Linked DNA regions of Homo sapiens: region 2 is linked to region 1. A link is a contact called in ENCODE POLR2A ChIA-PET data. All regions are on one chromosome and are shown on one strand. The core of a region is the stretch at or near the end of the contact, and the rest is flanking DNA. Distances in the headings are between cores, read along the strand shown. Region 1 overlaps FRY (FRY microtubule binding protein). Region 2 overlaps LINC00423 (long intergenic non-protein coding RNA 423).

Evidence for each region. ChIA-PET counts read pairs that join two places held with the same protein, here RNA polymerase II (POLR2A).
Region 2: POLR2A ChIA-PET joins it to region 1 with 15 read pairs in BJ. The contact joins two enhancer-like sites. POLR2A ChIA-PET finds 5 or more read pairs at or near these places in 2 of 52 experiments (BJ and OCI-LY7).

What each region holds. Positions count from the first base shown.
Region 1 is chr13:32,045,825-32,051,488 of GRCh38, forward strand. The region is part of intron 1 of FRY (FRY microtubule binding protein); the gene reads left to right. Among named protein-coding and RNA genes, the nearest start is that of FRY, 17 kb to the left of the region's middle. RefSeq lists an enhancer at 668-962 and a silencer at 2,087-2,166. Within about 2 kb of position 3,272, at least 3 of the 41 ENCODE cell types and tissues checked have a DNase peak (open chromatin) inside an H3K27ac peak, as active enhancers do.
Region 2 is chr13:32,822,105-32,827,768 of GRCh38, forward strand. The region is part of intron 4 of LINC00423 (long intergenic non-protein coding RNA 423); the gene reads right to left. Among named protein-coding and RNA genes, the nearest start is that of LINC00423, 87 kb to the right of the region's middle. Within about 2 kb of position 2,712, at least 3 of the 41 ENCODE cell types and tissues checked have a DNase peak (open chromatin) inside an H3K27ac peak, as active enhancers do.

The DNA of each region.
Region 1 (5,664 bases), core at 2,022-4,521:
TATTTTTATGCTGGCGAGATTCAAACAGGCTAGATTTGACAAGGCATAATGTAGAAATTGAGGAAAGGCTTGCTGAAAGTTAAGACCAAAAGCTAAGTATAATGCTCTGGTTAATATATTAAATGAGCTCAGGCAGAGGATACAACTACTTATGAAGTGTACACACTCCAGTGATGGAAGACCCACTCAACAATTCTCAAGTGTCCCTCGTACACAAAACAACAGCCATCAAACTGGCCCAATGAGCTCTTTAAATATCATATTGTTCTGCCAAACAAGGCCCTTGTTTTAGGGAGTGACTAAGAGACTGTCACTTCTTGGGCCAGGAGAATGAAAATGCTCTTCAGGCTCTGGGAAAAGGATAGAGATAAATTGTGGATACTGTTCCTAGGACATCCCTCTCCATTTCAGTCTATGTCTGACTGGCCTGTGTTTTATACTGCAAGATGACAACTCAGCTGATTTATTCAGCTCTGTGTTTTCCTGAAGTTCTTGCTATTGACCCACGCAAGAGACAGAAGGTTAGAATCTATCTTCTTTGTGGACAGTGCTAAGTTAATGCCAAAAGATCTACCCTAGCCTGATGCTGCTGGGGCTGGCAAAGTTATGTGAGCTCAGAAGTTGAGACCAAGCCTCCATCTCCTCTACTTTAAGTGGAAAGTTAACACAGTCTGGAAGAGTCAGCCAGGAGTATCAGCCCGTTTGTGTTAACTTGCTTTTATTTTTTCTTGCTGAAAACAGAAGTGAATTACACTCTTCACTGAATCCTGCTGCAGAGGAAAATGATGCAACACTGGTCACATGACACAAAGATAAAAGGCCCTTTATGCAAACCTAGTTCTTTATTGTGTTTCCATGTAAGGAGAGGTTCAATACCCACACTACAAAGCAACACAGAATTGTTGCTCTTAATCTTGGATCTTTCTCTACACGGAGAAGCCATGATGTTTTACTTTGTTTTTGTCTCTTTTTAAATTTTTCTGCCTTTTTGACCACGAGATTCATTAATTTTTATGTAATACAAAATATAGAAAGAAATTATGTAGGCTCATTTGATTTACTTTTGACTAAACAAGAGTTTTTTCTGTGCAATTTGGGACTGTTACGATCATGTGCTTTGTCTCAGCCATATACTTGCTATGTGACCTTGAGCAAGTTACTTAAATTCTGATTCCTAAAAAAGAGACTCTACCTGATGTGTATGAGCTGTATATGGGTATATATGTATATATAGAGAGAGAGAGAGCTACATAATCATGTATATCTCTTTAAATAAATATGTTTATCTATATATACCTACTCCTAGAGCCATAACAATTAAAGGAGTTGACATTTATGAAGTGTTTAGCATATTCACTATTGTACTTGCTCAAATAAATGGTAGCCATTGTTATTAGTAATTTGCCTAATTAATGCTTGTCTAAATCCCTCTGTAAGTTAATGGTTTTGTCATGTTGGCTCATTGCCAAGACAGTATGACCAGGAACCAAAGAGTCTTGGAGCTTTTTTGTGACATCTTCTTGACTTGAGGATCTGAACTTTACCACTCCCTAGAGAGGATATTTTGGTAGCAAAGTACATTTCTGGAACTTCAGAAAATTAACCATCTAAAGATATCCAAGATAGAATGTGTTCCTTCTAAATTCAGAGCTATGTATGATGGCTGAAAATATAACAAGGCATTAGCGTATGCTACAGTTGCAGCGTTTTCTTTTTCCTTTTTGTTTTTCTTTTTTTCTTTTCTTTTCTTTTTTTTTGGGGGGGGTGCAGAGTTTCACTCTTGTTGCCCAGGCTGGAGTGCAACAGCATGATCTCGCCTCACTGCAACCTCCACCTCCTGGGTTCAAGTGATTCTCCTGCCTCAGCCTCCCAAGTAGCTGGGATTATAGGCACGCACCACCACTCCTGGCTAGTTTTTTTGTATTTTTAGTAGAAACAGGATTTCACCATGTTAGCCAGGCTGGTCTCGAGCTCCTGACCTCAGGTGATCTGCCTGCTTCGGCCTCCGAAAGTACTGGGATTACAGGTGTGAGGCACCACACCCGGCCCAGTTACAGCATTTTCTGTGAGCATTTATGTGAATTAAACCTGAAGCGTGAGCTTTTTGGATTTGGACCAAACTCTTATCCTGTGTGTATGAGTTTCACTCTAACTGACCCACTTCCACTTCCCCTTCCCCTACCCTTTCTACATACTTCCATTGTAGCAACAGTGGCATTCTGTAACTGCTTTACCTGTCTGGGTCCCTCTGTGGCTAAGAATCAACCGTCTTTTCATTTTTCTACCCTCTAGCACATCTTAGGGCACATTGGCTCTGTGAATAATCTGTTAAATATTGAATGAGTGAATAAAATCTCTTGAGTGGGTGTGGGAGGTCTGTGCCTAAACTTTGCTAGCATGTCGCCCCTCAGTGGATGAGCACCCAGCAAGCAGTAACAGTGTTTTGTCTTTTGGGATCTTTCTATCTTTTATTCCAAGCAGGAACTCAGCATCTAATCTTAGCTCTGAAGTCTCTTTCCTCTGTAACCCTCACCTGTTGTTTTGTTTGAGTGAGTTCAACAAGCTAAATTGTACCATTGTGTTCACAGAACTCTGGGCAGATATGTCCATGAAAAGAAAAGTGTAGAGTGAAATGATGTTTTATTTGTATAATGATCAGCCAACTTGAGGAAACATTTCAGAGAGAAATTGTTTGTTTATTTTTAAATCATTCAGCACTGTCAAGGATTGCTATCTGTAAAAATACTAACTTTTTCCTACATTTACCTAAATGTCATTAATGTTACAAGGATTTAACTTACTTTTATACCTTCTAGGCACTTTTGCCAAATTGGAAGGAAACCATGCTCAATGAAGTCTGCTGAGCTAATTTAATTCTTTACTCACAAGGTCTTTTTCCACGTGGGGAATGCTGCTGTTTTATATTTATTTGGAGACACTGATGGCCTTACTAGAAAAAAAAAATCTGAATATAAAGATTTTATCTTCTTGATTAAGGTGCATGTACTCAAATAGCTGCCCCAATTGGACATGCCTGAATAAGCTTCAGGAAGTGCCTGAGAGTCAATAAACAGTCCTCCCTTTCCCTTCTTACCAATTATTAAATGCTTACATGTGTAGGGTACTGTGGTACATAGAGTACACAGTGATTCAGCAGGCCCAGCTCCTGCCTTCTCTGGGCTTCACAATCAAAGACAGCCTACTTTGATGAAAGGGAAGGTGTAAGGAAGTTGCAAGAGAACAGAAATAGGTGCTCTGCCCATGCCAGGCATTGTGCTGGGACCTGGGGACACTGACCTAAATAATCATTTAGAGAAGGAAGTGATTCATCATTTTAAGAGGGAGGGAAGAGGCTGAGGGATAGTTCCATGGAGACTGTGACATTTGAACATGAAGACTGTTACAGAGAAGAGGGGGAAAGGCAGAGGGAAGAACCTGAGCAATTGCAGGGAGTTGGGGAGGTGCCTGAGGGAATGACAACTGGATCCCAAGTTCCCTGAAGGAGTGACAGATTGTGTATACAAAGGCAAGTTGGGTCAGATGACAGGGAGCATGGAAGGATCTGCCGAAAGGTCTGGTCTTATTCTGAAAACAGTGGGCAACCCCATAGGTTTTTTTGTTTGTTTGTTTTTTGGGACGGAGTCTTGCTCTGTCGGCTGGAGTGCAGTGGCACGATCTCAGCTCACTGCAAGCTCCGCCTCCCGGGTTCACGCCATTCTCCTGCCTCAGCCTCCCAAGTAGCTGGGACTACAGGCGCTCGCCACCACACCCAACCCCATAGGTTTTTAAGCAGGGAACAGCATGATCACATCCCAGCAAATTCAGGGACTCTGCACTGAGAATGGAGGTAGGGACAATCACTGCGAGAATGACCCAGGAAAGAGACAACAAGGACTCAAAATAAAGTAGTAGCAGAGGAGTTAGATAGAAGGGAACAGATTCAAGCCAGTTGTCTGGGGTAGAATTGTCAGAGTTTGGTATCTTCCCTGGGTCCAGCCTGTGTTTCATTTTAATGTATGATAAAAAACATGCATGATTATGTAGCTCAAGCAAGCTGCTTTAAAAAAAATAGGCAGAAGCAATTATTTGATGAACAGTGTTTTAAAATTATACTCAGCTAGACAATATGCTCTTTAAATAGAATATTTGCGTTGAGGTTAAAAGGTGATGGCGGGGTTCTCTCTTGACGATACTCAATTGATTTAATATTCCAAATTAACACAGTGGTGTTGTATAGCTGCTATGTAAAGCCCCTATACATTCATTTTATAGTTATTCCCAGGTCATAGATTGGCGGAGATTTTCTTTGGTTTTGTTTTTCAAGGAAACACACATTTTAGATGGCCACATGACCTTAAACCATTTAAATGTCAAACAAATACCTAATGGATACTGCATAGCTTGTTGGATTACTTCGGTATAGTTTTAGAGTATCAATTCATCTAAGTTGTCTAAGCACTTTTTACATATGACAATCTCTCGGAAAAATATAGTGTAATTTTCATAGAAAACAAAGGCATCATGAAAGCTCCCAAAGATAACACCTCTTAAGAAACAAGTTCAAGATGATCTCTGTCAGGTGCTTTTATTATATTCAGAATTATATATGGCTTGGTCCTGCAGTGACACACAGGCATTAGCAGTTGTTTCACCTTTCTTTCTATCCTTCAGGGATAGCAGTGTGCTTTCCTGGGCCATGTATAGTTGCATAATAAACCCTTCTAGGAGAAAATGTCTCCTAATCTTAGGGGAATTTTTGAAAGCATATTTTGCTGTTCTTATGCCACTTCAAACTCCATCCCATTAGGCTAGTTGAATCAGATTCTCCCAGTGCCTCCTCCCCACCCTTATGTGAGGAAGTTTTAGCAGTCATGTTAACATTATGGGCTGACAGGGCATGACACTGACTACTTCAGAATGCCACAGAGTACTCTGGTGACAATTATTACATGATGGCATCACATCAGTCATCACATAAGAAAGTAAGACAGAGGTGCACCTAACTCTTCATAATGAAACAACAGGTTGTAAACCTTACACCTGTACTATCTTGTGCACTCTCAGTTCTCTGAATAAATATTGCAAAATAAAGAGACCTAAAATTAAGTTTTAATTATATCCACCACATACGCATTTTAGGAAGACCCTTACAACATAACATGTCAACAGACTCTGAAAAGCAACAATGAGGATTATTCAGGGAAACAAATCTATACCAATATGGTTGAGAATAGAGGTAATAACTTAATCTGAGTGGTTATACAGCCATAAAACTCCATTCATGTAGATACATACTTAATTATTTCCGTTTCCTTCTGATTTGGGAGCTCAAAATTATTTTATCCCAGGATGTAGTTGGGTGAGGAAAATGACCGTTTCCCTTTTATTTGGTTAAGGGAGGTTTTGTGGTATAAGTGGGACTTTTACAAGGTCTTTGAAGGAGAGGATGGGTTGGCAGGATTGAGGGAAAAGACATGTCAAGCAAAAAGTGTGTAGTTGGGAGAGGAAGAAGCAGAGGAAGGGAGTGGTGAGATGACTGGCAAGAGCAGATGGAAGGGAATTAAAGAGCTACCTACCGGAATGAAAAAGAAGCCCAACAAAAAACCCTACAGACATTTGCCAGTTTAGCTTTCTGCTTAAATATTGAGCTTGTTTTCCCCAGCA
Region 2 (5,664 bases), core at 1,462-3,961, 780 kb after region 1:
CTGTCTGGAAAATGATGACATCTGAATTATATCATTTATAAATCATTTATATAATACCAAAGTGCTGGGATTACAGGCGTGAGTGGGGGCAATTTTAAATTAAGAAAATTCTATCGATGAACATAGTCTCCCGTCCCCAAATGGGGATGGAGGGATGATGAAATCCTGGCAGTGGAGCCCCTTGTGCTGCTGTTGGGAGGTGGCAGTATTTTAAGGAAGAAGTAGAAAGCGGGTGAGAATAACATGGATTGAGCACCTGCCATTGACCAAGGCCGGGGCTTTAGAGTTTTCACCCAGGAGTCATTGCGGGTGGGCCCAGAGGACTGGAGAGAGTTAAAAATGGCCAGCGGGTCCCTAGGAAGCTCCAGGCCAGCATTTTTACACCCTGGAGGAGAGCTGAGAAGAAGCTGGAAAGGATAATATTGTAAGAGCTAACACTTATAGTGCTGATTATGTTACACCAAGCACTGTTTTAGGTGCTTACGTGTATTAATTTGTGGAATCCTTGCAACACTGTGTGAGTAGGTGTATTTGAATTATCTCCATTTTACGGACGATAAAACTGAGGCACAAAGAGTTAGCTAGTCACCCAAGGTTACTTAGTAAAGGTGGGATTTACACAAATTATGCTTTTTCACTGCTGCCTTACACCACCTTGCTGAGAACTTCTCCACACGCCACCAGTGTGCTGGCTCATGAAGTCGTGTGTGTGTGTGTATGAATGTATGAGTGTGTGAGTGTGTGCCTGTGTGTGAGCTTGGGGTGAGCAGGAAGCTCCAGTGGTGCTGAGACTGTTTTACTCACTGCTTTGTCCTCGGCACCTAGCACAGTGCTCAGGAAATGTTTGTGGAATCAATGCAGGAATAAATACACTTAGATTTTTCCAAGTACAGGCTCCTGTAGCTCCTTTGTTAGGAGCTATTTTGCGGCTGTCATTATGGCCCAATTTTCTTTTTTCATTTGGGTGAAAAATGATTTTGGCATTTAAACAGCATGACTTCATTATTGATTTTTTTAAAAAATCTGCCCCTACTATCAAATTCCCCTCTTGGCATTTTGTTACTCTGGATATATTTAGAAACATCTTTGTAGTGTTCTCCTTCGTTCTTTTGTATCTAGGATGCATTTTAACAAGGAGTATTCTATGTATGCAAAATTGTTGTATTTTTATTTTTGTTTATCTCCTGCAGTCCATAATAGAGGTTAAGAGTATGCCATTTTGATAACAAAGAACTTTCTTACTATCTTTTTGATTGACTGAATAGGCAAAGGAAACACCATAATTGTGTGAAATGGTCTGATTTAGAAACCAATTATAAGGAATGTAATTATCTACTAATGAAATATGCATGTAAGTCCTTGGTTTGCTGCTTCTAATGTCACTGTAGACAAATGCATAGCCAGGAGAAAACTTGCATAAAGTAAATTGAAAATCACCCATTTCCAGATTATTACTGAAAATCTCCTGACACCTAACATCTCAGAACCAAAAAGAATACCTGCTTTTCACCTGCAAGTGTCTCACTGTGTGTGTATGTATATGTGTGTGTATATGTAACATGCATGTGTATATGTGTATGTATTTGTGTATATATGTGATACGTATGTGTTTATATGTGCATATGCATGTAATATGTGTATGTGTGTACTTGTGTGTGTATGCATGTGCCTGTATGTGTGTGAGTGGGTAAGTGTGTGCGTGTATATGTGTGTGTGTATATGTGTGTGTGCGTGTGTGTGTCTATGTGTGTGCACGTGTATATGTGTGTGTGTATGTGTGTGTATGAGTGTATATGTGTGTGTTGGGGGGTGAGTGGGGTAGTGGGGGCTCAGACGGGGTGTTTTCTGGTCAAACCTTAAGGTCCACAACTACCCCTTTCTGTCTACTGATAATTCTTGATGATTAAATCCATAGGTTTCTCTGGGCTACAAAGCCAGAACTCTAAGGTCCTTTTTTTAAATTATAAGAACGAAAATAGAAGAAATTCCCTTTGGTTCTCTTAGGAAATGCATGATTGAGAAACAGCCCGTTGTCCTCTTCAGTTTTCATATGCCGTGCACAGTGAGACAGGGGAGCAGAGCCCTGGGAGCCGGCGCGCTCTCGAGACGTGGACTGTCGCCCCGGGGAGAAGACAGCAGACTGTGCTTCTGAGCTTTCGCCCTCTCCTTCCCCGGCAGAGGCGCTTGTGAAACGTTTGCTACAGTTGGGGCAGGATGGAGAAGGCAGGGTCAAGCTGCACAGCCCCAGGGCAGTGGTGCCATTCTCCATGGTGCTAACAGACTGTGAGTGGGATGCTGAAATTTTAGGGTCCCATTTCCCACAGACGTTTGCCTTGCTCATGGCTGTGGTATAAGAGCAAATTCTCCTTATCCTAAGCCAACCAAGCTTGCTTTATTAAAATATCTTTTATGCCTTCTTGTCCCCACTTCACTGCTCCAGTCTCTTCACTTCCTGAATTTTGTCAATTCTAAGACACGTTTGGGTACATTTGAGCAATTCGAAGTGGGGATGCCTCTTACAGTCAATGCTTGTCATAGTTTAATTGGCAGCCTTGGGACATAACATAATGGTATGCTTTATAATCTATGGTGCCCTAGGTTTGATGAAATATGACAACTCTATGGGCTTTGCAAAACTGTCTCCCTTTCGAGCCTTGTCATATGCTACTGCTTCATACAAACTCTGTCCCGAAGGATGTTTTGTGATGACTTGTGTCCCTGGAATGCACTTTCTTCCCGGGCGATCTTTGCTCTGGTTTTTCTCTGCCTCTGACGCTTTCTATTACAGCTTCGTCTCTGCCTATGGAAATCCGTCCTCTTCTTCAGGGCCCAGCTCAAAGGCTCATCACCACCTGGAGTCTCCCCTGATGATCTCATCCTGAAATCATCCCTTCCTGCCCTAAAATCTTACAGGGATTTGCTTGTGCTTCCTCATGGCATTTAGAGGCCTTTAAAAAACTAATGATCAAATTATTTATCTTTCTTAATAAATTCTTATCCTTATCTTTCTTGGTATTTGGAAGCAAATATTACATTTATATTCTCAAACAGTTGATTTTTCATGGACAATGTGGTAAGGAATGTTGGGCAAAACTCAACTCCAATTCAGATGGAATATCTGTGTCAATTTTATGCAAAACCTTTCTTTTTTTTTTTTTTAAAAAAAACCACTTTTTGAGTTATGATTGAGATATAAAAACCTGTACATATTTAATGTATACAATCTGATGAGTTTGGAGATGAGTACCATCAGCCTTCCAGATCTACAGTTTCTGCATCTGGGGATTTAACTAACTCGAATCAAAAATATTTGGAGAAAATATATACAAATAATACAAATAAAAAGCAATGCTGTATAGTAACTACATAGCATTTAGGTATTATAAGTAATCTAGAGATGATTTAAAGTGTATGGGAGGATGTGCTTAGGTTATATGCAAATATTATACCATTTTATATCAGGGACTTGAGCATCTACAGGTTTTGGTATCTCTGGGGGTCTTGGAACCAATCCCCCTCAGATATTGAGGGATGACTGAAATCGCCTTTGCAAAATTATAACTGAGGAAATTATGACAGTGCAAGAGATCAGACCTAACTGACTCCATCTTTCTTCTAACTTTTAAGCTGTCCTTGTTCATTCCTGGGCGTAGGCTGAACTAACTTTGGGAAGGAATTCAGTTTATGGATTCCTTAACTGTTTTTGTTCTGAAACAAAATTGATAATAGCCCTTTCTTGAAAAGACCTCTTTCCTGCCTGGGGACAAGTTTGCCTTTGCAGGACTAACAATTTAGCTACAATATTAGAAATTACAGTTTAGGAGTCGTGCAACCTCTGGTTCCGGGAGTCTGAATCTCCCCACCTTGCTCCTGGAGATAACATCATTATTGTAAAACCTAAGATCAGTGCTTGAGTATTTTGCAGACCCTGCACTTGATGGATTAGCTGACACCATGGAGACTGGTAATTTGGCTCAACTAGTTCTGCAACCCCACCTAGGAACAGAAGACAGTAAGAAAACCTCACTTCGACCCTGACCCGCCAAATTATTTTTAAAAACCCTACACCGGGCCTGGTGGCTCACACCTGTGATCTCAGCACTTTGGGAGGCCGAGGTGGGTGGATCATATGAGGTCAGGAGTTCGAGACCAGCCTGGCCAATATGGAGAAACCCCGTCTCTGCTAAAAACACAAAAGTTAGCCAGGTGTGGTGGCGCATGCCTGTAGTCCCAGCTACTCAGAAGGCTGAGACACAAGACTTGCTTGAACCTGGGAGATGGAGGTTGCAGTGAGCTGAGATTGTGCCACTGCCCTCCAGCCTGGGCGACAGAGGGAGACTTTGTCTCAAGAAAACAAAAAACAAAACAAAACAAAAAAAACTCTGGTCCCCAAATGCTCAGGGAGACTGATTTGAGTAATAATAAAACCCTGGTCTCCCACACAGCCGGCTCTGTGTGAATTACTGTTTCTTCACTGAAATTCCCCCGTCATGATAAATTAGCTCTGTCTAGGCAGCGGGCAAGGTGAACCCACTGGGTGGTTACAAATTTGGGGGCTTTCCCGGGATTGCCCTTGTGGTTACCTGACCATGGTTTGGTAGCCCCTCTCTGGCAATAGATCCAGAGGCCAGCCCAAGTGGCTGCCTAGTTCTCTTGAACTGGGGGCTGACTCTGCTACCATCTCCATCCATGGGGCACTGCCGACCCAACGTATATGGATTTAATTGCAGTGGAGAAATAGTCCTGGGGAAACATCCCATAACTGGCCCTATCACAGGGTGTGTCTGTCTGTAGCCCCATTGCAGGGTGTCTCTCTGTAGCCCCATGGGGGGGTGTCTGATTTGTTGAGTATTGTAGGCGCTGCCCACAGCCCCTTTCTTCTCCAGATGTTGGCCTCTCTGGAGGTGCTGTTGTCTCTTGGTAGCCTCTTGGGGTATCTGTCTGCAGCCCCATCATGAGCTGTCTATTTGTAGCCCCGTTATAGGTGTCCATAGCTGTAGCCCTGTTACAGGGTGTCTTATTGGACAGAGAATAGGGGACTTGTTTGGAGGAATACTCTTGGTTTGAAACTGGTTCTGGAATTTGTGTCTTGAAGGCCTTCTGTTCGTTTTACTCTGTGTGTGTGTGTGTGTGTGTGTGTGTGTGTGTGTTTATATGTGCGGAGGGGAACCCTGAAGGAATTGCTGATGAACGAACGTCCAGCAGGCCTAACTCAGGGTGACTGCTCTTCTATCTTGCCTAAAGATGCCCATTGAGTCTGTGGTGGGAGGTTATCTCTCCCCACTGTGAGTGGATTAAAGACAACAGGGACCAACAGGAGACGGTTTGAGCCTTGCCAGATATTGGGTGCTGAACGAGGTGACTAGTGTCTGGTTTGTTACGTGTATTTTGCCTCGGCTGGGATGAAAAATGTTAATTCGGTTCCCCGTGCAACCTGCTGGGCAGCATCTTGCAAAAATAAGAATCTTTTGCCTACGGTTCCGTAAAAGAGAAAAGAGTGATTTTCTTTTATAAAGTGGTTTGACCTCTATAGCTATGGCACAGGGAACTGGGTCATCAAAAGCCGCTTCGTTCTTCTGGAAGCTGCAGAGAAGGGGAACCTGGAAACCTAGTATGCAGGCAAAAAGGGTAAGAATTTCTTACCAGACAAATTTCTGGTATTTC